5 separate regions of the Homo sapiens genome follow, and regions 1, 3, 4 and 5 are each linked to region 2. Evidence: chromatin contacts called from ENCODE Hi-C or POLR2A ChIA-PET data. All regions are on one chromosome and are shown on one strand. The core of a region is the stretch at or near the end of the contact, and the rest is flanking DNA. Distances in the headings are between cores, read along the strand shown.

What was found. Hi-C counts contacts between places; a loop is a spot of excess contacts on that map. ChIA-PET counts read pairs that join two places held with the same protein, here RNA polymerase II (POLR2A). Pooled maps may share reads with other maps.
Region 1: a loop to region 2 is called in a pooled map, with 5 times the contacts of the local background. The contact joins the promoter of ACOT6 here to the promoter of MIDEAS-AS1 in region 2. A Hi-C loop is called at or near these places in 4 of 50 pooled maps. POLR2A ChIA-PET finds 5 or more read pairs at or near these places in 8 of 52 experiments (AG04450, CD4-positive, alpha-beta T cell, CD4-positive, alpha-beta memory T cell and 5 more).
Region 3: a loop to region 2 is called in a pooled map, with 6 times the contacts of the local background. The contact joins the promoter of ACOT2 here to the promoter of MIDEAS-AS1 in region 2. A Hi-C loop is called at or near these places in 8 of 50 pooled maps. POLR2A ChIA-PET finds 5 or more read pairs at or near these places in 8 of 52 experiments (BJ, CD4-positive, alpha-beta memory T cell, MCF 10A and 5 more).
Region 4: a loop to region 2 is called in a pooled map, with 2.4 times the contacts of the local background. The contact joins the promoter of ACOT4 here to the promoter of MIDEAS-AS1 in region 2. A Hi-C loop is called at or near these places in 1 of 50 pooled maps. POLR2A ChIA-PET finds 5 or more read pairs at or near these places in 5 of 52 experiments (BJ, CD4-positive, alpha-beta memory T cell, activated CD8-positive, alpha-beta memory T cell and 2 more).
Region 5: a loop to region 2 is called in a map with no recorded cell type, with 11 times the contacts of the local background. The contact joins the promoter of COQ6 here to the promoter of MIDEAS-AS1 in region 2. A Hi-C loop is called at or near these places in 4 of 37 single-sample maps with no recorded cell type and 11 of 50 pooled maps. POLR2A ChIA-PET finds 5 or more read pairs at or near these places in 5 of 52 experiments (B cell, CD4-positive, alpha-beta memory T cell, CD8-positive, alpha-beta memory T cell and 2 more).

Annotation. Positions count from the first base shown.
Region 1 is chr14:73,608,734-73,614,052 of GRCh38, reverse strand. ACOT6 (acyl-CoA thioesterase 6) reads right to left here and starts at 1,536. Exons shown (of 3, transcript NM_001365788.1): 1 at 1,021-1,536. The coding sequence starts at 1,481. It also overlaps a transcript of HEATR4 not described here. RefSeq lists a silencer at 1-200 and enhancers at 1,276-1,325, 859-1,358, 1,376-1,425.
Region 2 is chr14:73,784,800-73,789,346 of GRCh38, reverse strand. MIDEAS-AS1 (MIDEAS antisense RNA 1) reads right to left here and starts at 1,987. Exons shown (of 3, transcript NR_109995.1): 1 at 1,838-1,987; 2 at 231-320. It also overlaps a transcript of MIDEAS not described here. RefSeq lists an enhancer at 1,313-1,362 and silencers at 1,713-1,772, 1,853-1,902, 1,953-2,542.
Region 3 is chr14:73,566,004-73,570,948 of GRCh38, reverse strand. It overlaps ACOT2 (acyl-CoA thioesterase 2), which reads right to left and starts at 1,736. Exons shown (of 3, transcript NM_006821.6): 1 at 1,066-1,736. The coding sequence starts at 1,708. It also overlaps a transcript of HEATR4 not described here. RefSeq lists enhancers at 956-1,125, 2,320-3,519, 3,913-4,430.
Region 4 is chr14:73,589,146-73,594,359 of GRCh38, reverse strand. It overlaps ACOT4 (acyl-CoA thioesterase 4), which reads right to left and starts at 2,487. Exons shown (of 3, transcript NM_152331.4): 1 at 1,944-2,487; 2 at 456-658. The coding sequence starts at 2,400. It also overlaps a transcript of HEATR4 not described here. RefSeq lists a silencer at 1,873-1,942 and an enhancer at 1,754-2,253.
Region 5 is chr14:73,948,489-73,953,031 of GRCh38, reverse strand. COQ6 (coenzyme Q6, monooxygenase) reads right to left here and starts at 2,730. Exons shown (of 12, transcript NM_182476.3): 1 at 2,537-2,730. The coding sequence starts at 2,699. FAM161B (FAM161 centrosomal protein B) reads left to right here and starts at 2,938. Exons shown (of 9, transcript NM_152445.3): 1 at 2,938-3,059. The coding sequence starts at 3,006. RefSeq lists a silencer at 680-978 and enhancers at 2,972-3,031, 2,048-3,048.

The DNA.
Region 1 (5,319 bases), core at 287-2,786, 170 kb after region 2:
ATTTTTTTTTTTTTTTTTTTTTTTTTGTAGAGACAGAGTTTCACCATGTTGCCCAGGCTGGTCTTGAACTCCTGGGCTCAAGTGATCTGCCCACCTCAGCCTCCCAAAGTGCTGGGATTACAGGCCTGAGCCACTGTGCCCGGCTCATCATTTTTATATGGTAGAGGTTTAAGTCAGGAATTTAGTTAGAAGGGATTAATCAGGAGTCTTCTTTCTGGGCTACCTTTACCTAGCAAACATCCTGTGTTTACTTAGACTAGGGTTCCTCAACCTCAGTAGTACAGACATTTTCAGCAAGATAATTCTTTGTTCTGGTGGTTGTCCTGTGCATTGTGGAATGTTTAGCAGCATCTCTGGCCTCTGCCTGCTAGATGCCAATAGCACCTCTCCCTTCAGATATGACAACCACAAATGTCTCCAGATATTGCCAAATTTCCCCCAGGGAGGGCGGCTAATCATTGCAGGTTGAGAACCACGTACAGCATGTTTATGATAGAAGGGAGAGGACTGTCAGGCAGTTTTGTGTGTGTTTTTAAACAATTAAAGGGCATTGCCAATACTGTGGATTTTAGCTTCTTTGGAAGTTTGATGTGAAAGGAGGCAAAAATCCTTCTTGCACATCAGCTTAAGGTTTTGCCCATATCGTATTCAAACAAAACCACATGGCTGGCACATAGTGGCTCTCAATAAATATATAATAAGTTGAATGCACTATTCAGCACATAGCTAAAGTGGTGGTGCCTCCAGGGAGGGACGTGAAACTTAAAAAGGAAAGACTGGAGTAGCTACTCAGGAGGCTGAGGCGAGAGGACTTGAGCCCAGGAGTTCGAGGCTGCAGTGTGAGCTACGATCCAGCCACGGCACTCCAGCCTGGGCAACAGCGGACGCCCAGACTCAGAATCCATGACAGACTCTGGAGCGAAGGAACAAGTTCAGGGATGTTCCACAATCACGCGATTCCCAGGACAGGAAAGGGGCCGGTGGGGGTCGCAGAGCTCGACCAAATTCTGGGCAGACTACTCATCCGGCGGCAGGAAGAGCGCGGCGCGCACCGGGCCCGCGCGCACCGGCTCGCGCCGCACCCCCGGCCGGAGAAAGTCGCGCTTGTTCTGCGCCAGGCACAGCAGCCGCCCGGGCTCGGTGTCGTGGCCGTCCAGCACTTCCAGCTCCACGGCGAAGGGCGTCCGCACGTCGCGCTTCACCAGCCGCACCAAGGCTTTCTCGGGCTCCAACGCCCACAGCAGCCCCATGGGCTGGAGCCCCGCGAAGCTGCCTCCCAGCGCGGGCGCGCGCTCCAGGTCCAGCTCGTCGCGGGCGTCGGCACGGTAGCGCGCGTGGGCCCGGAAGAGCGCGCCCTCTTCGTCGCGCAGGGACGTGCGCAGCGTGACTGGCTGCTCCGGGGCCAGGCCGCGCACTGCGATGCGCAGCGGCTCGTCCCAGCAGCAGCGGCCCGCGGGCTCCAGGATCAGCGTCGCTGCCATCCCAATCTGGGTAGAACAGGGGCGACCCAGCTCCGCGGAGTCAGTGGGCGGGCCTGGCGGCTTTGCCGAGCGCTGGAAAGTAGTCGAGGGCGGAGCCCTTAACACTACTCCCATTGGTTGGACTTGGGGACAGGCTCCAGGCCGCTGCGTGGGGCGCCTAGAATTTGTGCAAATACACCAGTGTCCCAAATGAAAGAGTATCTGCTGAAATAAGAGTTAATGACCAATCCGGCCGGGGGCGGTGGATCACGCCTGTGATCCTAGAACTTTGGGAGGCCGAGGTGGGTGGATCACACCTGAGGTTAGGAGTTCAAGACCAGCCTGACCAACAGAGTGAAACCTCATCTCTACTGAAAATACAAAATAGCCAGGTGTGGTGGCGCATGCCTGTAATCCCGGCTACTTGGGAGGCTGAGGCAGAAGAATTGCTTGAACCCAGGAGGCAGAGGTTGCATTGAGCCAAGATTGCACCATTGTACTCCAGCCTAGGCAACAAGGGCAAAACTCCGTCTAAAAAAAAAAAAAAAGAGTTAATGACTATTCCTGCAATCCAATGTGGTGAGTGTCGAAATAGAGGCACAAAAACCACTGAGAGCTAAAGGATTGAGAGAGATACAGTCCAAGAATCTAGATTTTGAAAAAGCATCCCAGGTGATTGTACTCAGGTGACCCCTTGGAGAAACATGGTCGTAATCCGTCCTTTACCCCTCAGTCCCTTACCAAGCCTTTTTTCCAGGGCTAATGGTACCTGGAGCAAAGCAGATGTTTAGGGAGGCAGACCTAGCCGAGTTCTGGTCTGACCCTGATCCTTAATATTAATACCTGGTGATCTTTAGCAAGAAACATAACCCTCTAAATTCAGTTTTCTTATCTGAAAAGGCTTATTGTGACCATTAAATGGGCTAATGTGTAAAAACACTACACTGACACACCTGTAGGTTAGTACCCAGTGAAAGTTTTGTTTTGTTTCTTACCTCACAAATCTAATCACTGGCAGAGTCCATTTTGGGTTGTATGCATACAGAGTTCTGGCAGTAAGCAAGTGGCACTCTCAGCCTGTGTAATTGAGGAGAGTTTTATAAAGGTACTATCTACAAAGGCATGGGCAAGATTTAAAAACAAAAACAATGAAACAAGATTCGGTGTAGAACCCTGAATCTGAAGGTTCAAGGGAAGGGGGCAGTCTGATAGGAGTTGTACCTTTTTTAGAAGGAACCTATGGTTTGTGGCAGGAAGGAGGAGACTATAAGTCCCTTGACTCTCCTCTTGTTTTTCAGTATCTTGCTAATGCCTCTCTTTGGCCAAACCCAACCACACAGCTCAACCTAGCTGGGAACATAGCAGGGTGGAGAAGGAAGAAGAGCATATAGTGATGCCCAGCTCAGTAAACATGTATAAACTGAACAAAAAGGTATTAGACTCTATGAAGCAAGTTCACTGTATGCTGGTTACCAACTTGTCTGAGTCCAGTGAGAAAACACATTCATATATTTAATACAACAATTTACATGAACTGGATTTATTACTTACAGATAGGCAGCAAAGAATGACAGAAGCCTAAGAATCATTGGAAACCAGTCCCCCAAGGCTCAGGAATGCTGCCTGGGTGATGGAATCTCATGTGTGTGTGCCCCACTTGCACTGCAGCTGCCCTGAGTTTTGTACTCTGGGGTCATGTGACTGCTGGGTTAAAGCATTGAAAGACATCCTGTTTGTAGGGAGGGGCTGGAATAGAGCCAGGGCTATTCCAGCCAGTCCGTCCCTCTCTCAGGATGTTACATTCCCAGCACGTTCTATGCTTGAGAACTACTAGTGAGAAAGAGGGGAGAACTGAGTCAGTCCAAGGCCAACCAGAGAACTGCCCTGCAGTCCATCCCCAACCCAGATACCTCCTTTAGTAAACCTAGTACATTTCATATGCCCTCCAGACCCCCAGGATCTGGAGGCAGAGGTTTGTCTGATCATATTAATATGGCACCTTGGTCGGGCACGGTGGCTAATGCCTGTAATCCCAGCACTTTGGGAGGCCGAGGGGGGCGGATGACTTGGGGTCAGGAGTTTGAGACCAGCCTGGCCAACATGGTGAAACCCTGTCTCTACTAAAAATACAAAAATTAGCTGAACGTGGCAGCACGCGCCTGTAATCCCAGCTATTCAGAAGGCGGCGGCAGGAGAATTGCTTGAACCCGGGAGGTGGTGATTGCAGTGAGCCGAGATCTCGCCACTGCTCTCCAGCCTGAGCGACAGAGCAAGACTCCCTCTAAAAGAAAAAAAAAAAAAAGCGACACTTGACTGAAACAATCTCGGTGCAACATTGTTAAGCCATGGCCGGAATATATTGCATTAGGCCCAGGAGACTACTATAATAAGCAGGATGATCAGGCTTGCTTGGAGCTGTGGCCTACCCCCAAGTCCTAGTGATCCAGGCAAGAAGTTTTGAGGTCCAAGAAAGATTCTTTAGGTAGCCACTCTGACTGCAACCAGTAGGCCTGCTTCCAGATCCTCTACCTATGTCTCCACCATGCCTGAGGTGTTTATCCAGGTACACCAGGAGGTGTTGGCAGTGGCACACACTCCTCCCAATTAGTCTAAAAAAAAAAAGGGTAGAGGAATTCTGTTGTTTAAAACAACCTGGCCAGGCGCGGTGGCTCATGCCTGTAATCTCAGCACTTTGGGAGGCTGAGGCGGGTGGATCACGAGGTCAGGAGTTTGAGACCAGTCTGGCCAACATGGTGAAACCCCGTCTCTACTAAAAATACAAAAATTAGCCAGGCATGGTGGTGCGTGCCTGTAGTCCCAGCTACTCGGGAGGCTGAGGCAGGAGAATTGCTTGAACCCGGGAGGCAGAGGTTGTGGTGAGCCGAGATCGCACCACTGCATTCCAGCCTGGGTAACAGAGCGAGATTCTGTCTCAAAAATAAAATAAAATAAAATAAATAATAGAACAACCTTCCCAAGGGAGTTGAAGGATGTCCCTGTGCTGCCAAGGCAGTGGCACTGGAAGCAGCAATATCAGGCACAGTTTTCTTATCATTTTTTTCATGAGCACTGACTCCTATATATGGTACCAAAAATTTCATAGAGGACCTAAACCTAGAATCAGCCACGACCTGGCAGGTTCCTAATAAGCATGGTGCATACTTTTAGACTACTGGCCCAATGATGTTTCTTGTACCCAGGGGTGATATGCAGGAGCACCCCCAGCATGCCCAATGTCCAGGATCCCATCATCTGCCAGCTTTCCAGGTATGACATTGTCCATCCCATGTTTGGCTCACTCCCAGATCACCCACAGAGGAAGAGGCAGCTTTTGGATGCACACTGCATCATTTTATTCAGCAACCCAGTCATGGCTATGGAGGATTGGTATTCACCAGCCAATTCTCATTGATGGCATAGTGACATGAGCTCAGTCTCCCCCATACAATCAATATCGTTCACAAAACCTGTACACAGAGGGTTAGCATTACACCTGATATGGTTTGGCTGTGTCCCCACCCAAATCTCATCTTGAATTATAGTTCCCATAATCCCCATATGTCCTGGGAGGGACCTGGTGGGAGGAAATTGAATCATGGGGGTGGTTAGTCTCATGCTGTTCTGGTGATAGTGAGTGAGTTCTCATGCGATCTGATGGTTTTATAAAGGCTTTCCCCCTTTTGCTCAGCACTTTTTGTTGCCGCCATGTGAAGGACATGTTTGCTTCCCCTTCTGCCATGATTGTAAGTTTCCTGAGGCCTCCTCAGCCATGCTGAACTGTGAGTCAATTAAATCTCTTTCCTTCGTAAATTATCCCATCTCAGGTAGGTCTTTATTAGCAGTGTGAGAACAGACTAAT
Region 2 (4,547 bases), core at 738-3,237:
CTCCCTTTCTACCAGGCTGCCTTAGGACGTGGCAGTTGGCTTCCCCCACAGTGAGTGTTCCCAGAGAGTGAAAGGCATAGAGAGGACCCAGTATGGAAGCCGCATTTTTTTTTTTTATAACCTAGTCTCAGAAGTAAGATCACATCACTGGCCATATTCTATTTGTCAGAACTCAGTCAATGGATTCAGCTTACACTTAAGGAGGGAGGATTATACAAGGGTATGAATACCTGGAGGCAGAGATCATTGGCAGGGGGCGCATCTTAGAGGCTGTCTACCACATCCTCCACTTGGTGCCCTGGTACTCCAGCAACTGCCACCTTACATAGAGAAAAAAGCAATGTATGTGTAAGTGTCAGGCCTTCACACATTTACACTGTCTGCTAATTACTCCTGGGCATGCAGAAATACTGAATATTCATGAAATTGTGACTGAAAATTTGGAATTGCATATGGAACAAAAAAAATATTCAGCTCTTGTTTTAGCAAATATGGAGTATCACATGATTGCCTTTAGAAGCCTGGCTAACATATTCTCTCATTGGTTGCCTTAAGCAGAATGCACTAAGGAATTACTTCTATTTATTCCAAAATTGAAATGGGCAATCCCTTCACCATCTCCCCACAATAGCGTGATGTAAGAAGAATTTCAGGGAACTTTAATTATTGAGTCTAATGATGCAGTTATTTCTCAAAGCAGTATTATTTTTCTTGCATTGCACATTTTGTATTTATAATGTGCCATTAATGTCTTAGTAAAAATCAGAACTAGGGCGTAGCAGCTGCAACGTGGAGGATTTCATGTTGCTAGGAGAGCTTCGATCTTCATACGCCTATCTTTGGGTGAGTCTGTGGCTTTCCATGAGAGATTAACACAGACCTGGGGATCATTTCCCAAATGTCATTTTCCATCAGTCTTACATCCACCTTTCTGAACAAAGCCTTCACTCAAGTTTATGGTTTCCTGTGTTTTCATAAAAAGATGAAGCATTGAAAGGGGGGAGGTTTTATCTGGCCAATGTGCTAGGAGAAGCAGTATTTGGGGAAAAAAGGAAAATTGTTGAGCCCTAACTGATGCTTTTGAACCACCTATTAAAAGGTCCCTGTTTTCCACGACAAGCTACAATGAAGCTAATGTTTCTGTTATGAAAGCCCTTCACTGCAGTTTCGAATGTCTTTTTTTTTTTTTTTCACCAGCAAAGGCTAACCCCGTTTTTTCTCCAGCCTTATGAGATCAGGAGTTCTTCCTTGAAGACTGCTGTTTAACGACTTGGTTGCTACTTATCTTAAAGGTGGCTTTCCGTTGTACTTTTTAATAAGGTGAGCACATTTATTTTGAGCAATGATAAATTTCAGGATTACTATTGCCTGAAGCTGCCCTTCTCAGGCCTCCACCCTACCCTCAAAGTCACTTTTGACCGGTGATGAAACACAGAATGCATCAGACTCTATTTTCTGTGAGTTGAGTGTAAAGAGGTGGAAATCGCGGGGGAGGATTAGAACAGAAACCATTCTGCAGCCCCAGCTTGGGCGTTGAAATAGCCCCCAGAAGTGTGATACGTGGTAAACGTCTTGCTCACTTATAACCCGTAGAAATGACGAGGGACATCATGCAGACTTTTAGAGAGAACGTGGGGACAGGGACCCTTGTTTTAAGGCCCACTTTAGGCATTAAGAACACATAGAGCACACTGCTTTCTGACATGACCCTTTTAGCCCCAACACCAAACGGAAAAACTTTTTCTTTCCCCTCCCCCACCGCTTTGTTTGTGTACTGGTGTTTACCCTGGAACCCCAGCTTTCCGGGGACCCTGAACCCCACCACCACCTTCCAGACCAGCCTGAGAGCAGGGGACTCCAGCGCGGGGCCCCGGATCGCACTTCGGCGCGGAAACGACGCGGCTGGAGCGAGGCTTCCCTCCCAGGGCGGGGGGTGCAGGCTAGGCGGCCGGCAGCGCAGGGCTGCCCGCTACCCCGCAGCCGAGGGCGCGCAGAGTGGGGAGACGGCGCCTGGGGCCAGGGGCGCGCGGAGCCGGGGGCGCGGGCGGGGCGGCTGGCTGCAGGGCCCTGCGCGCCACCGCGCGAGCCGCTGGGTCACAGCCCGGGCCGCACAGCCCGGGCCGCACCGCCCGCTCCGCGAGGAAGTGACGACTGCGCCGTCCCGAGAGCAACAAAGTTAGAGTCTGCGGGCCGCACTCGCCTGCGCCCCGCACCCCTCCGAGCAGCCCGGGGATCCAGCACGCAGGTAAGCCGCGGGCTCGGCGCCCCCTCCCGCCACCGGGCGCCGGCGTGGGGCTCGGAATCGTTCCGGGGCTCGGGCTGGGCCGCGCGGGCGCGGATGTGGCGGGCCGGGTTGGGCCGGGCGCTGGGGTGCCGGGGTGCTGCAGGGAGGGAGCTCGGCGGCCGGGGTCGGGGCGCCGGGCTGCGCCGGTGTTGTCGCCGCTTTGCCGCGGGACTTCAAACAGCAAGGGCTGCAGCGGGGCCAGCTCCAGGCGCCGTTGGCCTGAGGTAGGGTGGGGGGAAGGGGCTTTCCGGGGCCTACGTCTGCAGCCAGCCCTCCGCCCAGCGCCTCCATCCCTGCAGGCTGGGCGCAGCTCTCGGCCCCTGCCCGGTGCTTCCCTGGGAAATGACCTCTTCCTCTTCGCAGCCCTTGTCGAGGGCGCAGGAAGGAAGTTAAAGGAACTTTCCCCGGACTTTTATTTGCTTGGCCTTCCTGGGACGAAGAGCAGAGTAGCTCGGAAGTTTGGGAAAACAACCCTACGCATTTTCAGAAAACCAAACCGGAATTGTCCCCAAGCCCCCTTGAAATGAATCGCTCCTGACTCCCCCTTTACCCTTCCCAACCATGTCCCAAACCTGACAGTGATCGCTAAGGCCTAACACTTTGCAATTTAGCCATAAAAACTGTCAGCACACCCACGTACATATGTGAGTGTTTTCTATATAAAACTCAGAAACCCGCTTCCAGCGGACTCTGTGGCATCTCGTTCTTTTCTGTTTCCTAAAACTGCAAGGGCTGCAGGAATGTGCTGCAGGAACTTTGACGGTGGTTCCCGTCGCCCTCGGTAGCCTCGTGGCGCAGGGTTTTTTAAAGAACAGCTGAGAAGTTTGGGACATTCCTGCAGAGTAACTAGGGGCTGGCGGCCCGGGCCAGTGGCGAGACTGCAACTGTAGCGGCGGCGGCGGGGACACGTTGGTGTGTGCAGGAAAGTGCGTCCGAGCCGTGGAGACTCGAGATGGGGTGTCCTAGAGGTTGAATGGTGCAGTTCCTAGCAGCAGCTTCCTGCCGGCCTGTAATTACAGCGTGATTGCACAGTCAGGCATTGTTGGCGTGGATGTTTATACACAGGCTATTGTGCAAGACCTCGGTAGTGGCGAAGAAAACGCAGCTTTGCACTGCAAATGCCCAGGATAGATCTGGGTCTGAGCTGCAGTCTCCAAATTCTTTTTGCCCTTTAACCCTAGCTAGGTGATTTATTTCATTACCTCCCTCTCACTTTTGACGACTTGTCCAAAGCCTGAGATGTGGGGTGGACTCGGGAGGCCACTGCACTCCTATCTTAGGCAGCCTGAAAACTATCCCAGGAACTCTACCCTTATTTGTCTCCGGAGAAAATGTGGGATGACGTCAGTAGGAAAAGGAGATGGGAGATGGCTATCAACCTCTCTAAACGGGAAAGCTGTTTGAATTAGCAAAATTGCACGGGTGGCTGGGTTGGGGCTGAGTTGCAAAGAGGACTCGTCAGACCATGTGTGACTGAGCTGGCGTGCTAGACTTTAAGCCTGGAAGTGTCAGCTGCAGAAACTTAGTAGGTGGTAGGTCCTAATTCCTTTATTGTGCTGGGCAAAGAGGAAACGTGCAAGTGGTAGCACTTTTGTCTGTGCTGGTGGTCTGGGTCTGGGAGGGGCAGAGGAGTGACTCCTCCTTCTCCATAGGAACCCTAGGCCCACTTTCTTAGCAGGGACTGTGGCACAGACCAGAGCAGGGATCCTCCCATTTGCCATGCTGCCTTGCAGGAAGGGAGCCAAGCCTGCAAGTATGGAAAGAAGGCAAACAGTGTCTTGTTGAGGGCCTTACAGGGGTATAATTGTATAGAGAGATTTAAAACACAGTAAAAAAGGCGTGTATTGGATTTGTGCAGGGCCATCGTTTTCACATTCTAAATCTCAACCTGATAACTCCCTGTCCTAGGCAGAAGACGCTCATGGGGAGCACTCAGCCCAGCTACGTTGCTGTGTGGCTAGGTGGTACCACCTTATGCTGGGCATGGGCAGCCTCTCTGCTCAGAGTGGCAGGTACTGATGATTCCAGTGCACTGGAGTTTCTCCAATGCCTGGCCTTTCCAGCCAAGTATCTGAGCTTCACCTGGAGGAAAAATGCTGTTTTGCAGCCTTGTGCCAGGTGTGTGTCATGGGCACAGTGACCGTTTGTCAAACCAAAAGATTAGGGCACAGTCCCTGGCAGGTACCTGTGTGCTTCCAGAAACTCGAGGACAAACATGTAAAATCAGGACAGTTCTGGAAAGTCTGGCATGTATGGTTACAGT
Region 3 (4,945 bases), core at 487-2,986, 220 kb after region 2:
AACATTAAAAAATTGAAACTACCTGAATTTTTTTTTTTTTTTTTTAAGATAGAGTCACTCTTGTCCCCCAGGCTGGAGTGCAATGGCATGATCTCAGCTCACTGCAACCTCTGCCTCCCGGGTTCCAGCGATTCTCCTGCCTCAACCTCCTAAGTAGTTGGGACTACAGGCATGCACCACCACGCCTGGCTAATTTTTCTATTTTTAGTAGAGATGGGGTTTCACCATGTTGGCCAGGCTGGTCTCGAACTCCTGACCTCAGGTGATCCGCCGGCCTCGGCCTCCCAAAGCGCTAGGATTACAGGCGTTAGCCACCGCGCCCGGCCTGTTTTGTTTTTAATATAAGTGTCTTTTTCCTTTCCTTACAATGTCTTTTTTTTGAGACGGAGTCTCGCTCTGTCGCCCAGGCTGGAGTGCAGTGGCGCGATCTCAGCTCACTACAAACTCTGCCTCCCGGGTTCACACCATTCTCCTGCCTCAGCCTCCCGAGTAGCTGGGACTACAGGCGCCCGCTACTACGCCCAGCTACTGTTTTGTATTTTTAGTAGAGACGGGGTTTCACCGTGTTAGTCAGGATGGCCTCAATCTTTTGATCTCGTGATCTGCCCGCCGAGACTTCCCAAAGTGCTGGGATTACAAGCGTGAGCCACTGCGCCTGGCCCTTACAATGTCTTTTAACTGAGCACTAGGTTTGAGGGACCTCTCAGTTTTGGAGCGGCAGGGACACTTCCCCAATCAGCTTTCCATTCCATTCCTGTTTCTTTACACTAACCTCCGGAAGGTTGGAAGCTACATCCCTTCTTCGTGTGAAAAGGGCAGGGACGGAAAAAAAAAAAAAGTGTAACTCCCCTCAAAGTGCCGGGCGCGGTGGCTCACCCTGTAATCCCAGCTCTTAGGGAGGCAGAGGCGGGAAGATAGCTGGAGACCAGGAATTCGAAACCTGCCTGGGCAATATAGCCCGGGGGCGCGGCGGGGGGGCATACACATAAGCGAAAAGCGTGGGGCGGGGGAGACACACAAAGTGAAAGGCGAACGAACACGGAACAATTAGCGGAGGTGAGTCACCTGGCGGCAGGAAGAGCGTGCCTCGCACCCGGCCCACGCGCACCGGCTCGCGCCGCACCCCGGGCGGGAGGAAGTAGCGCTCGTGCCGCGTCTGGCACAGCAGCCGCCCGGGGTCGGGGTCGTGGCCATCCAGCACCTCCAGCTCCACGGCCAAGGGCGTTCGCACGTCGCGCTTCACCAGCCGCACCAAAGGTTTCTCGGGCTCCAAGGCCCAGAGCAGCCCCATGGGCTCAAGCCCCGCGAAGCTGCCGCCCAGCGCGGGCGCGCGCTCCAGGTCCAGCTCGCCAAGAGTGTCGGCGCGGTAGCGCGCGTGGGCCTGGAAAAGCGCGCCCTTCTCGTCGCGCAGGGACGCGCGCAGCGTGACCGGCTGCTCCGGGGCTAGGCCGCGCACGGCGATTCGCACCGGTTCGTCCCAGCAGCAGCGGCCCGCAGGCTCCAGGATCAGCGTCGCCGCCATCCGAGCAGGAACCCTAATGATCTGACCAACCTGCCTCAGCTGTGGAGACCCCAGGAACTGCGCCGAACTCTTCAGGCTCCATTGGTACAGCCGGGACGCTCGAAGGACAGCAGGAGATGAGGCCATTTTGAATTCAGACCTGAGAACAACTGAATGGGGGTGGGGAGAAAGAAGCTTGTTAGACATCCTCTCGGGCTGCCGTCGCAGGCTAAGCGCCCACTAGGGCAGAGCTGTCTGCTAACGTGAGCGGGGAAGGCCAGAGTCCAGCCGATCAGCCAGACCAAATATAGACACACTGGAACTTGCTTAAAGTCTCCTGTGTTGAAACCTCCACTTTATGTTGGAAAGCTACTTCCTAGGTTTGCTTTTCAGAAGCTTGCTGGCCTGCGGAATGGGCTGGACCAGGGCTGGTTCTTAAAGAACCAGGCAGCTAGCAGTCTCCAGGCTCCAAACTCCTGATGGCGAAGAGGAATGCAGAGCTGGAGTTAGTTTTGATCACTTTGTTGAATAATTCACACTCATTACTAATCTTAGGGCTTTTCTTTCAAAATCTGCACCATGGTGTTTTGCTTTTGTGTTCTCTGTATATGCCTATCCTCCACATCAATCCCACATCGAAGGGTGCTGGCTTCTTACTAGCTGTGTGACCTCTGAGCTTCATTCCTTACAAGTGTAAAAATAGCCAAATGGGGTAATAGGTAGTAATTTCTCAAACTCCTGACTTTGTAATCCGCCCGCCTCAGCCTCCCAAAATGCTAGGATTTACAGGCATGAGCCACCGCGCCCGGCTAATAGTTATTATTTTGTTTTACTGGTTTCTCAATTATTGTCCCAGTCAGGCAAGGGTTACTTTTTTTTTTTGAGAGACAGGGTCTCACTACATTGCCAGACTGGAGTACAGCGGCAGTTTACCATCACTGCACTTACAAACCTCCAACTCCTGGTGCTCAAGCCATCTTCCTGACTCAGCCTCTCAAATACCTCAAAGGACTACCGGAGCTCCCCATGCATCGCGCTTTTTTCTACTTTTTCGTAAGCTATTGGTTTCACCAGAGGTGTGGTGTTTTTTTTTTTCATCACTTAAGCTTTAGGCCCCTGCCAAGCCCTTGTACCTGATTTTATAATTTCCTACCTGTGTAATTAGAGAAAGCTATAAATGTGTAGGCTTCAAACCCACAAAACCTGTGTTTGCCTCTGCTCCTAATAAGGCTGTCCTCAAGGTAAGCCTTTTTATCTCGTTCCAAATCTCTCATGTCCCACGTCATTAATCATACAATTCCCTGTCAGTTCTAATTACCTTTGTATAACACCTCAAGTATGTTCTGTGCCTAGAACTCTCAGGAAGTAAGAAGGCAAATAATTCTGTGTCTGGAATTGGTTCCTTCTGGTGGATTCTTGGTCTCGCTGACATCAAGAATGAAGCCGCAGACCCTCGCAGTGACTGTTACAGTTCTTAATACAGTTCTGAAAAGTAGTGTGTCTGGAGTTTGTTTCCTCTGATGTTCAGATGCGTCCGGAATGTGTTCCTTCTGGTGGGTTCATGGTCTCGCTTCTCACCGACTTCAAGAGTAAAGCCACAGACCTTCAAGGTGAGTGTTACAGCTCATAAAGGCAGCAGGTCCAGAGTTGTTTTTCTTGTTCCTCTCAGTGGGTTCATGGTCTTGGCTTCAGGAGTGAAGCTGTATACCTTCACGGTGTTACAGCTCTGAAATGCAGTATGGACCCAAAGAAGGAGCAGTAGCAAGGTTTATTGTGAAGTACAAAAGAACAAAGCTTCCATCAGCCTGGAGCGGAACTCACGCAGGTTACCACTACTAGCTGGGGTGACCAGCTTTTATTCCCTTATTTGGCCCTGCTCATGTCCTGCTGATTGGTCCATTTTACAGAGCGCTGATTTTCCATTTTACAGAGTGCTGATTGGTTCGTTTTACAAAGTGCTGATTGGTTCGTTTTTACCCAGTGCTGATTGGTGCGTTTACAAACCTTTAGCTAGACACAGAGTGCTGATTGGTGCATTTACAATCCTTTAGCTAGACAAAAAAGTTCTCCAAGTCCCCACCCAACCCAGAAGCCCAGCGGTCTTCACCTCTCAATAGTAGCTAATGGTTAATACTTACAAGAACCCTATCAGTAAATTAAGGCCCAGAGAATTTAACTGATTTTCTGAAGATCACACAGCTAGAAAGTGGAAGTTGGGCAAGATGGCTCACGCCTGTAATCCCAGTTTACTTGGAGGCTGAGGTGGCAGGGTTGCTTAAGGCCAGGAGTTTCGCACCAACCTGGACAACATAGCAAGACCCTGTCTCTAAAAAGAAAAAGGGGATGGGCGCGGTGGCTCACACCTGTAATCCCAGAACTTTGGGAGGCTGAGGCGGGTGGATCATGAGGTCAGGAGATCGACACCATCCTGGCTAACACAGTGAAACCCCATCTCTACTAAAAAAAAATACAAGAAATTAACTGGGCATGGTGGCAGGCACCTGTAGTCCCAGCTGCTCCAGAGGCTGAGGCAGGAGAATGGCGTGAACCCCAGAGGTGGAGCTTGTGAGAGGTGACAGCGTGCTGGCAGCCCTCACAGCACTTCCTCTGCCTGGGCTCCCACTTTGGCGGCACTTGAGAAGCCCTTCAGCCCACCGCTGCACTGTGGGAGCCCCTTTCTGGGCTGGCCAAGGCCGGAGCCGTCTCCCTCAGCTTGCAGGGAGGTGTGGAGGGAGAGGCGCAAGTGGGAACTGAGGCTGCGTTCCGCACTTGCGGGCCAGCTGGAGTTCCAGGTGGGCATGGGCTTGGTGGGCCCCACACTCGGAGCCGCCAGCTGGCCCTGCCAGCCCCGGGCAATGAGGGGCTTAGCACCTGGGCCAGCGGCTGCGGAGGGTGTGCTGGGTCCCCCAGCAGTGCCGGCCCACTGGCGCTGTGCTCAATTTCTCGCTGGGCCTTAGCTGCCTTCCCACGGGAAAGGGCTTAGGACCTGCAGCCCTCCATGCCTGAGCCTCCCCCCGCCTCCGTGGGCTCCTGTGCAGCCTGAGCTTCCCTGACGAGCGCCGCCCCCTGCTCCACGGAGCCCAGTCCCATTGACCACCCAAGGGCTGAGGAGTGTGGGCTCACGGTGCGGGACTGGCAGGCAGCTCCACCTGCAGCCCCAGTGCACGATCCACTGGGTGAAGCCAGCTGGGCTCCTGAGTCTAGTGGGAACTTGGAGAACCTTTATGTCTAGCTAGGGGATTGTAAATACACCAATCGGCACTCTGTATCTAGCTCAAGGTTTGTAAACACACCAATCAGCACCCTGTGTCTAGCTCAGGGTTTGTGAATGCACCAATCAACACTCTGTATCTAGCTACTCTGGTGGGGACTTGGAGAACCTTTGTGTCAACACTCTGTATCTAACTATTCTGGTGGGGACGTGGAGAACTTTTGTGTCTAGCT
Region 4 (5,214 bases), core at 1,238-3,737, 200 kb after region 2:
TGGAACCAGGTTGTTTCAAGATGTGAATCATTCATCAGATCATTTGCCATATGTATTGGCAAATGATTACAAAGCAAGACTTCAGAGTAAGTAAGTTTGTTCTTGGCTTCTGAAAGGGGTGGACAAGTTCTGACCAAAATCTGAGAACATACTCTGACACCAGGAAATTAAAATTTAAAAACAAGCATGCAAAGACAGTAGATTAGAAATTCAATTTGCAATATACAGATAATATTTAATATTACTAAATAAAATCTCATGTGGATTTTACAATTAATTCTATATCACAAATTCATCTGACAGAAAAAGTGGAAATAGCACCTTAAGCCAAGGAAGTCTCCAGAAGACATCTTTGTGAAAGAGGAACAGAGCAGCATTTCTGCACGTGGTAAAGGTTACACTCTCTATGGAAATATTTCTAGAGAGACTGATTAAATAAAGGACATGAGGAGAACCTGGGGATGTTGAAGCATGTAGCATACGGCTTCTTCGAAGTACTCCAGGGATATGTTGTCCATGTTATTGGGGAGATCTTCAAAGTTATAATAAGCTAGAGCCAACGTGGCAAAGCCATGGCCAGCAAGGAGGCTGGCTCGATATTCCAAGAGGCCCCCTCCAATACCAAAGATGTCAATGATCCCTGGGAAGGGTCCAGGTCCTAGAGAACAAAATATTATAAATGTAAGCCATTATACAATTTAAAGAATTTGCTTTCCTGGCTGGACACTGTGGTTCATGCTTGTAATCTCAGCACTTTAGGAGGCCAAGGCAGGAGGATTGCTTGAGGCCAGGAGTTCAAGACCAGCCTGGACAATGTAGTGAGACCCCATCTCTACAATCTTTTTTTTTTTTTAATTAGTCAGTGTGGTGGTGTATGCCTGTAGTCCTAGCTACTTGGGAGGCAATGGAGGGAGGATCACTTGAGCCCCAGAGGTCAAGGCTGCAGTGAGGTGTGACCACACCACTGCACTCCAGCGTGGGCAACAGAGACAGACACTGTCTCAAAAAAAAAAAAAAAAAAAAGAAAGAAAGAAAAGAAAAAAGATTGAAACAAAACTTTATGTTCTGTTGCATCAGCCCTCTGGTTTTTAGTGTACTGATATTTCAGATGTCTATGTAGAAAGGGAGGAAAGAAAAAGAAATACCCAGAGATGGTTTTAGGTGAGAAAGGCAGTGGAGTCTGAAGTGTGACCTGTGATAAAGCAGCACATGAAGAAGTGGAGAAGAGACAGTGTGCCTAGAACACTAGAGAAGACGACATGGTAATAGCTTCATTCACTGTCATCATTCTGCCTTAGACAAGTCAGGCTGATGCCTGTAGAAATCTGTAGGGTAGTGATTAATAGCAAAGTGGATAATGTACCTGACGACCTGAACCTGTTTTTTCATCTGCAGAATAACAATACCAACTTCATTGGGATATTATAGAGACTAACTGATAGAATGCAAGTAAAAACCGTAGTACACAGCCTAACAAAAAATCCTTTTTTTTCTTTTTTCTTTTTTTGAGACGGAGTCTCGCTCTGTCACCCAGGCTGGAGTGCAGTGGTGCGATCTCGGCTCACTGCAACCTCCATCTCCCAGGTTCAAGCGATTCTCGTGCCTCAGCCTCCCGAGTGGCTGGGACTACAGGCGTGTGCCACCAGGCTGGACTAATTTTTGTATTTTCGGTAGAGTCAGCGTTTCACCATGCTGGCCAGTCTGGTCTCAAACTCCTGATCTCAAGTGATCCGCCCATCTCGGCCTCCCAAAGTGCTGGGATTACAGGCGTTAGTCACCACGCCCGGTACCAAACCCTCTATTTTGGTAGAGTGGCCACTGACATAGTCAATGTTAGCTTCTCTGATCTTGCTCCAAAACCAAACCAGTGCTAAATCAGCACTGGAAACAAACGGAGACTCAGGCCACTGACGCTCACACCACCCGCCAGCAGCCTGGCTCACCTGGCGGCAGGAAGAGCGTGGCGCGCACCCGGCCCGCTCGCACCGACTGGCGCCGCACCCCTGGCGGGAGGAAGTGGCGCTCGTGCTGCGCCTGGCACAGCAGCCGTCCAGGCTCGGGGTCGTGGCCGTCCAGCACCTCCAACTCCACGACAAAAGGAATCTGTACGTCCCGCTTCAGGAAGCGCCAAAAAGGCTTCTCGGGTTCCAGGGCCCAGAGCAGCCCCATGGGCTCGAGTCCCGCGAAGCTGCCGCCCAGCGCGGGTGCGCGCTCCAGGTCCAGCTCGCCGCGGGCGTCGGCGCAGTAGCGCGCGTGGGCCCGGAAGAGCGCGCCCTTCTCGTCGCGCAGGGACGCGCGCAGCGTAACCCGCTGCTCCGGGGCCAGGCCGCGCACGGCAATGCGCACCGGCTCGTTCCAGCAGCAGCGGCCTGGGGGCTCCAGGATCAGCGTTGCTGACATCTTGGAGCCGGAGCGGGGAATTCAAAGGTCGAGGCCCGAGACCCGTCCAAGATCGTGGCAAGCGCGCCGAATGTCCGGACGGCGTCCGGCGTCCCCTGGTGCCGGAAGCTGCCGGTGGCTGAGCAGTCCCAGAAAGCCCCTGGGACTTCAGACCGGTTAACCCGGCGCTCCGGACTCGTCTGAGGCAAAAGTAGCCAGGCTCCTCTTCAGGGTCGTCTCCTTGGGCCCCGGGGCGCGCAAGGTGTGGCGCCCAACCCACCCCGTAGAAAGCCTCTCTGCCTCACACCACCCTCGGTTGTTGGAATGAAAGTTGTTGGATGATCAATTTGTGGTGAAACCAAAAGCCAATGAGATCAAGCCAAATTCCAGCCTTTCATGGGCTCCATGGAAGGTTTTGTTTTTAACTTTTTTTTTTTTTGAAACAGAGTCTCCTCTGTCGCCCAGGCTGGAGTGCAGTGGCGCTTCGGCTCACTGCAATCTCCGCCTCCTGGGTTCAAGCGATTCTCCTGCCTCAGCCTCCCGAGTACCTGGGATTACAGGCGCGCGCCACCATGCCGCTAATTTTTGTATTTTTAGTAAAGAGGGAGTTACACCATGTTGGCCAGGCTGGTCTTGAACTCCTGACTTCAAGTGATCTTCCCGCCTTGGCCTCCCAAAGTGCTAGGGATTACAGGCGTGAGCCGCTGCGCCCGGCCTGCTTTTTTGTTGTATTTGAGACAGGGTCTCTCTCTGTCATCCAGGCTGCAAGGCGGTGGCTCGATCACAGGTCACTGCAGCCTCCACCTCCCAGGCTCAAGTGATCCTCCTGTCTCAGCCTTCGGAGTAGCTGTGACTACAGACAGCGCACCACCATGCCACGTTAATTTTTAAATGTTTATTTTTAGAGAGGAGGTGTCACCCTGTTTCCCAGGCTGGTCTCGAACTCCTGAGCACAAACTATCCTCCTGCCTCTGTAGTCCCAAAGTGCTAGTGATACGTGACAGCATGCTGGCTGCCCTCGCTCGCTGTCGGCGCCTCCTCGGCCTTGGCGCCCACTCTGGCCGCGCTTGAGGAGCCCTTCAGCCCGCCGCTGCACTGTGGGAGCCCCTTTCTGGGCTGGCCAAGGCCGGAGTCGGCTCCCTCAGCTTACTGGGAGGTGTGGAGGGAGAGGCGCGGGCGGGAACCGGGGCTGCCCGCGGGGCTTGCGGGCCAGCGCGAGTCCCGGGTGGGCGTGGGCTCGGCGGCCCCGCACTTGGAGCGGCCGGCCGGCCCGCAAGCCCCGGGCAGTGAGGGGCTTAGCACCTGGGGCAGCAGCTGCTGTGCTCGATTTCTCAGCGGGCCTTAGCTGCCTCCCCGCGGCGCAGGGCTCGGGACCTGCAGCCCGCCATGCCTGAGCCCCCGCCCCCGCCGTGAGCTTCTGCGCGGTCCGAGCCTCCTCAACGAGCTCCGCTCCCTGCTCCACTAACGCCCAGTCCCATCGACCGCCCAAGGGCTGAGAAGTGCGGGCGCACGGCGCGGGACTGGCAGGCAGCTCCACCTGCGAACCCCGTGCGGCATCCACTGGGTGAAGCCAGCTGGACTCCTGAGTCTGGTGGGGACTTGGAGAATCTTTATGTCTAGCTAAGGGATTGTAAACACACCAATCAGCACCCTGTGTCTAGCTCAGGGTTTGTGAATACACCAATCGGCACTCTGTATCTAGCTAATCTAGTGGGGAGGTGGAGAACTTTTGTGTCTAGCTCAGGGATTGTAAACGAACCAATCAGCACCCTGTCAAAACGGACCAATCGGCTCTCTGTAAAATGGGCCAATCAGCAGGATGTGGGTGGGGCCAGATAAGGGAATAAAAGCAGGCTGCCAGAGCTAGCAGTGGCAACTTGTTGGGGTTCTTTTCTACGTTGCGGGAAGGTTTGTTCTATTTAGTTTTGTAATAAAGGTAGCTCAGTTTTTGGGCCCGCACTGCTGTTGTGAGCTGTAACACTCATTGCGAAGGTCCGCAGCTTCACTTCTGAAGCCTACCAGACCACGAACTCACCAGGAGGAACGAACAACTCCAGACATGCCGCCTTAAGAGCTGTAACACTCACCGCAAAGGTTTGCAGCTTCACTTCTGAGCCAGCAAGACCACGAACCCACCAGAAGGAACAAACTCTGAGCACATGGGAACATCAGAAGGTACAATCTCCAGACACGCTGCCTTTAAGAACTGTAACATCTCCGCGAGGGTCTGTGGCTTCGTTGTTGAAGTCAGTGAGACCAAGACCAGTCTGGAAACACCAGGATTATAGGTGGGAGCTACCTGCCGTGCCTGGCCATACATGTCAGTTTACTTAAAAAAAGCTTTTTGATGAAATATAAGGTAGGCTAGGCACAGGGGCACACACTTGTAATCTCAGTGCTGTGGGAGGCCGAGTTGGGCGGATCGCTTGAGGTTGGGAGATCTAGACGAGCCTGTCCAACATGGTGAAACCCGCCTCCACTAACAATACAAAAATTAGTGGGGCATGGTGATGTGCACCTGTAGTCTCAGCTACCTGGGAGGCTGAGGCAGGAGAATTGCTTGAACCTGGCAGGCAGAGGTTGCAGTAAGCTGAGATCATACCACTGCACTACAGCATCGGTGACAGAGCGAAACTTTCAAAAAAAGGAAAGGGAAAAAGAAAAGAAAAAAGGGAAGGAAGAGAGAAAGCAAAAGTATTGGAGATAGTAAAAAGATCAGTAGTTGCCAGGGATTGTGGGGAGGGAGGGATGAATAGTTGGAACAATTTTTAGGGCAGTGAAGCTGTTCTGTATGATACTGTAATGGTGGATACATGTCATTATACATTTGTCCAA
Region 5 (4,543 bases), core at 1,481-3,980, 160 kb before region 2:
GCAAAATTCAATGCAGTCTCAAGATTAAACCAAGAATAAAGAATTAGAGTTTATAAAGGCCGGTGCGGTGGCTCACACCTGTAATCCCAGCACTTTGAAGGCCGAGGTGGACAGATCACCTGAGGTCAGGAGTTCAAGACCAGCCTAGCCAACATGGTGAAACCCGTCTCTACTAAAAATACAAAAAAATTAGCCAGGTGTGATGGCGGGCACCTGTAATCCCAGCTACTTGGGAGGCTGAGGCAGGAGAATCGCTTGATCCTGGGAGGAGGAGATTGCACCACTGCACTCCAGCCAGGGCAACAAGAGCAAAATTCTGTCTCAAAAAGAAAGAATTAGAGTTTATAAAAGAAAACGTGAGCCAGGCATGGTGGCTAACGCCTGTAATCTCAGCATTTTGGGAGGCCGAGGTGGGAGGATTGCTCAAGCCTAGGAATTCAAGACCAGCCTGGGCAACATGGCGAGACCCTGTCTCTACAAAAAAAAATTTTTTTTAACTAGCCAGGCATGGTGGCACACCTGAGCTATGTTTGTGCAACTGCAGTCCTACCTGGGGGACAGAGCAAAACCCTGTCTCAAAAACTACAAAAAAGAAAAGAAAAGAAAGAAAGGTCAGGCACAGTGGGTCACACCTATAATCCCAGCACTTTGGGAGACTGAGGTGATGGATCAGTTGAGCTCAGGAGTTCAAGACCAGCGTGGGCAACATGGTGAAACCCCATCTCTACTAAAAACACAAAAATTAGCCAGGTGTGATGGCGGGCGCCTGTGGTCCCAGCTCCTCAGAAGGCTGAGGCAGGAGAATCACTGGAACCTGGGAGGCAGAGGTTGCAGTGAGCTGGGATCCTGCCACTGCACTCCAGCCTGGGTGACAGAGCAGAGACTCTGTCTCAAAAAAAAAAAAAAAAAAAAAAAAAGTTAGCTCCAGCCATACAGACAGTGAGCGGTCCATCTTGGCAGCTTTTGCTGTGGAGGATGGGGCACAGGGACATGCTCTGTAGAGCATGCTCTGTAAAGGGCACTATCTTCTTTTTTTTTTTTTTTTTTTTTTGAGATATCGAGTTTCGCTCTTGTTGCCCAGGCTGGAGTGCAGTGGCGCGATCTCAGCTCACTGCAACCTCCCCCTTCCAGTTTCAAGCGATTCTCCTGCCTCAGCCTCCCAAGCAGCCATGAGAACCACCCTGTTACAGAAGTCTATGATCTGCTTTAAGTTAAATTTTGTGTATCTTGTGAGATGAGGATCATAGGGTGGAACAGCTGCCCTTAGATCAGGGTGTCCAATCTTTTGGCTTCCCCAGGCCACAGTGGAAGAATTGTCTTGGGTCACATATAAAAAAACACTAATATTAATGATAGCTGATGAGCTAAAAAAAAAAAAAAAATCACAAAAAAAAAATCTCATAATGGGCCAAGCATGGTGATTCATGCCTGTAATCCCAGCACTTTGGGAGGAAGGGGCAGGTGGATCACGAGATCAGGAGTTCGAGACCAGCCTGGCCAATATGGTGAAACCCCGTCTCTACTAAAAATACAAAAATTAGCCAGGCATGGTGGCACAAGCCTGTAATCCCAGAGGTTGCAGTGAGCTGAGATCGTGCCATTGTACTCCATCCTGGGCAACAAGAGCGAAACTCCATCTCAGGGAAAAAAAAAAAAGTGAAAAGACTACAAAATGGAAGAAAATATTTGCAAGTCATTTATCAGATAAGGGACTTATACAGAATAAACAAAATAATGGCCAGGCAGGGTTGCTTATGCCGGTAATCCCAGCACTTTGGGAGGCTGAGGCAGGTGGATTGCTTGAGCCCAGAAGTTCCAGACCAGCCTGGGCAACATAGTGAGACCTCGTCTCTACAAAAAAATACAAAAATCAGCCGAGTGGTGGCGCATTCCTGCAGTCCCAGCTATTTGGGAGGCAGAGGCAGGAGGATCAATTCAGCCAGGGAGGTTGAGGCTACAGTGAGCCGTGATCGTGCCACTGCACTGCAGCCTGGGCACAGCGGAAGACCCTGTCTCAAAAAATAAAAATAACTCTTACCACAGTATTCAAGAGACAAACTGCTCAATTAAAAACCGGGCAAAGGGTCTGAATAGGCATTTCTCTAAAGAAGATATACAAATGACCAATAAACATATGAAAGGATATTCAACATCATTAATCATTAGGGAAATACAAGTCAAAACCTGGAGATCCCACTTTACTTACACCCACTAGAATGTCTATAAACAAAAAGACAATGACAAGTACTGTCCAGGATCTGGAGAAACTGGAACTCTCATTTATAAATAACCCCGGGAAGGCCTGTTTTCCCATGAGTAGAACAGACTCTGAACGCCCCTCCCACTTTTGACCCTAATGGACCCTGAAGGACCACACGCATTCCGGCGTGCCCTGGGGTTCCTCTAGGAGGGGAGGGGAGAAGCGTCGCGAGACCTGAGAAATTGTCTTTGGGCAAGTCGTGCTAGGGCTCTCACGGCTCTCATCGTGCCTCCGCGGCCCGGTTTCCGGCCACTAGTAGCCTGGAGAAGGGCTTACCCAAGGCACAGGCCATGGCAGCGCCCACCAGGCCTCCACCCGACACCACCACGTCATACACGGTGTCTGTTGAGGCGCCGGACCACCTGCGCCAGGACACCAGCGGGCCGCTGTGGGGAGCTGCACGCACAGCCCCGCATCGGCTGACAAGCCGGGCCGCCATGGTGCAGACCTGCGCCGTCGCACTCAGAACTCCCGCAGGCCCACCTACGTAGTGCGTCCGGAGCAGAGCACTCCAATCCCGTCCCGCTTCCGCGGCGTCCTCAGAACCGGAAATAAAATGCGCGGAGAAAATAGGCCAATCGGAAAACGAACCTTGCCTCCTCGGGCGGGATGGATCGGAGGCTGCCCTGGAAGCCAACCAGACGCCAAAGCTAGAAAGGGGTGGACCCTGGCCCCGCATAGCTCTCGCTGCCACCGCTGCTGCCACTATCGCTGTCACTGTCGCTGCTGCCTCTGTCCAGCTGAAATGACCGTGGGGAGGCCTGAGGGAGCCCCCGGAGGCGCGGAGGGGAGCCGTCAGGTGAGGAGAGAAAAGAGACTGCCCCCGGGAAAGGAATCCCGGAGAGGAAACTGTTGGGCGTTGCCTTGGAGACAGACAGCAGGGGCGTGTCACGGAGGGGCGTGGGATTAAAATGAGCGTTTAGGGACCAGGAGGCGGACTCTGACTTACAGACCTGAACCTCTCGGACTTTATACGAGGCTCTTGATAGGCAATGTCACTCAGTTTTCGCTTATCCTCTTAGTACTCTATGACCAGTAGTACAATTGTCGTCTCATTTTTGTAGAAGAGAAAACTGAGGCACAAAGAGATTAAGAAAATTGCTCCCCAAATTTGGCCGGGCGTGGTGGTTCACGCCTGTAATCCTAGCACTTTGGGAGGCCGAGGCGGGTGGATCACCTGAGGTCAGGAGTTCGAGACCAGCCTGGCCAACATGGTGAAACTCCGTCTAAAAATTTAAAAAAAAAAAAAAAATTGGCCAGGCGCGCTGGCTCACGCCTGTAATCCCAGCACTTTGGGAGGCCAAGGAAAGCGGATCATGAGGTCAAGAGATCGAGACCAGGCTGGTTTCCATGGCAAAACCCCGTCTCTACTAAAAATACAAAAATTGGCCGGGTGCGGTGGCTTACTCCTGTAATGCAGCACTTTGGGACCTGAGGTCAGGAGTTCAAGACCAGCCTGACCAACATGGAGAAACCCTGTCTCTACTAAAAAAAATACAAAATTAGCTGGACGTGGTGGCACATGCCTGTAATCCCAGCTACTCGGGAGGCTGAGGCAAGAGAATTGCTTGAACCTGGGAGGTGGAGGTTGCAGTGAGCCGAGATTGTGCCATTGCACTCCAGCCTGGGCAACAAGAGCAAAACTCTCTCAAAAACAAAAACAAACAAACAAAAAAATACAAAAAATTATCTGGGCATGGTGGTGCGCGCCTGTAGTCCTAGCTACTCGGGAGGCTGAGGCAGGAGAATCACTTGAACCCGGGAGGTGGAGGTTGCAGTGAGCCAAGATTGCACCACTGCACTCTAGCCTGGCGACAGAGCGAGACTCCGTCTCAAAAAAAAAAAAAAATTAGCCAGGTGTGGTGGCGCGTGCCTCCAGTGATCCACCAGCCAAGGCCTCCCAAAGTGCTGGGATTACAGGCGTGAGCCAGTGCACCTGGTGGACCCCAAACTATTAAAGGCAAAAAGTAGATTGGCAGTTGCTTAGGGCTGGTGGGGTGGGGTGTGGAGGGTTAGGGGAAATAGGGAGTGACCACTAAAGCGTGTGGCATTTCTTTTAAGGGCGATGAAGGTGTTCTAAAATTGTGATGGTAGTTGCACAACTCTGTGTATATACTAAAACCACTGAATTGTACACTTTAAATGAGTGAATATATTGTATAGAAATTATGTCTTAATAAAGTTGTCTTTAAAAGAAAAGAAAAAACGTGCCCAAGATCACACACTGTAGCAGAGCCAGGGCTAGGGTGCATACATATCTCTGACTCTTACCCTGGATTTTAG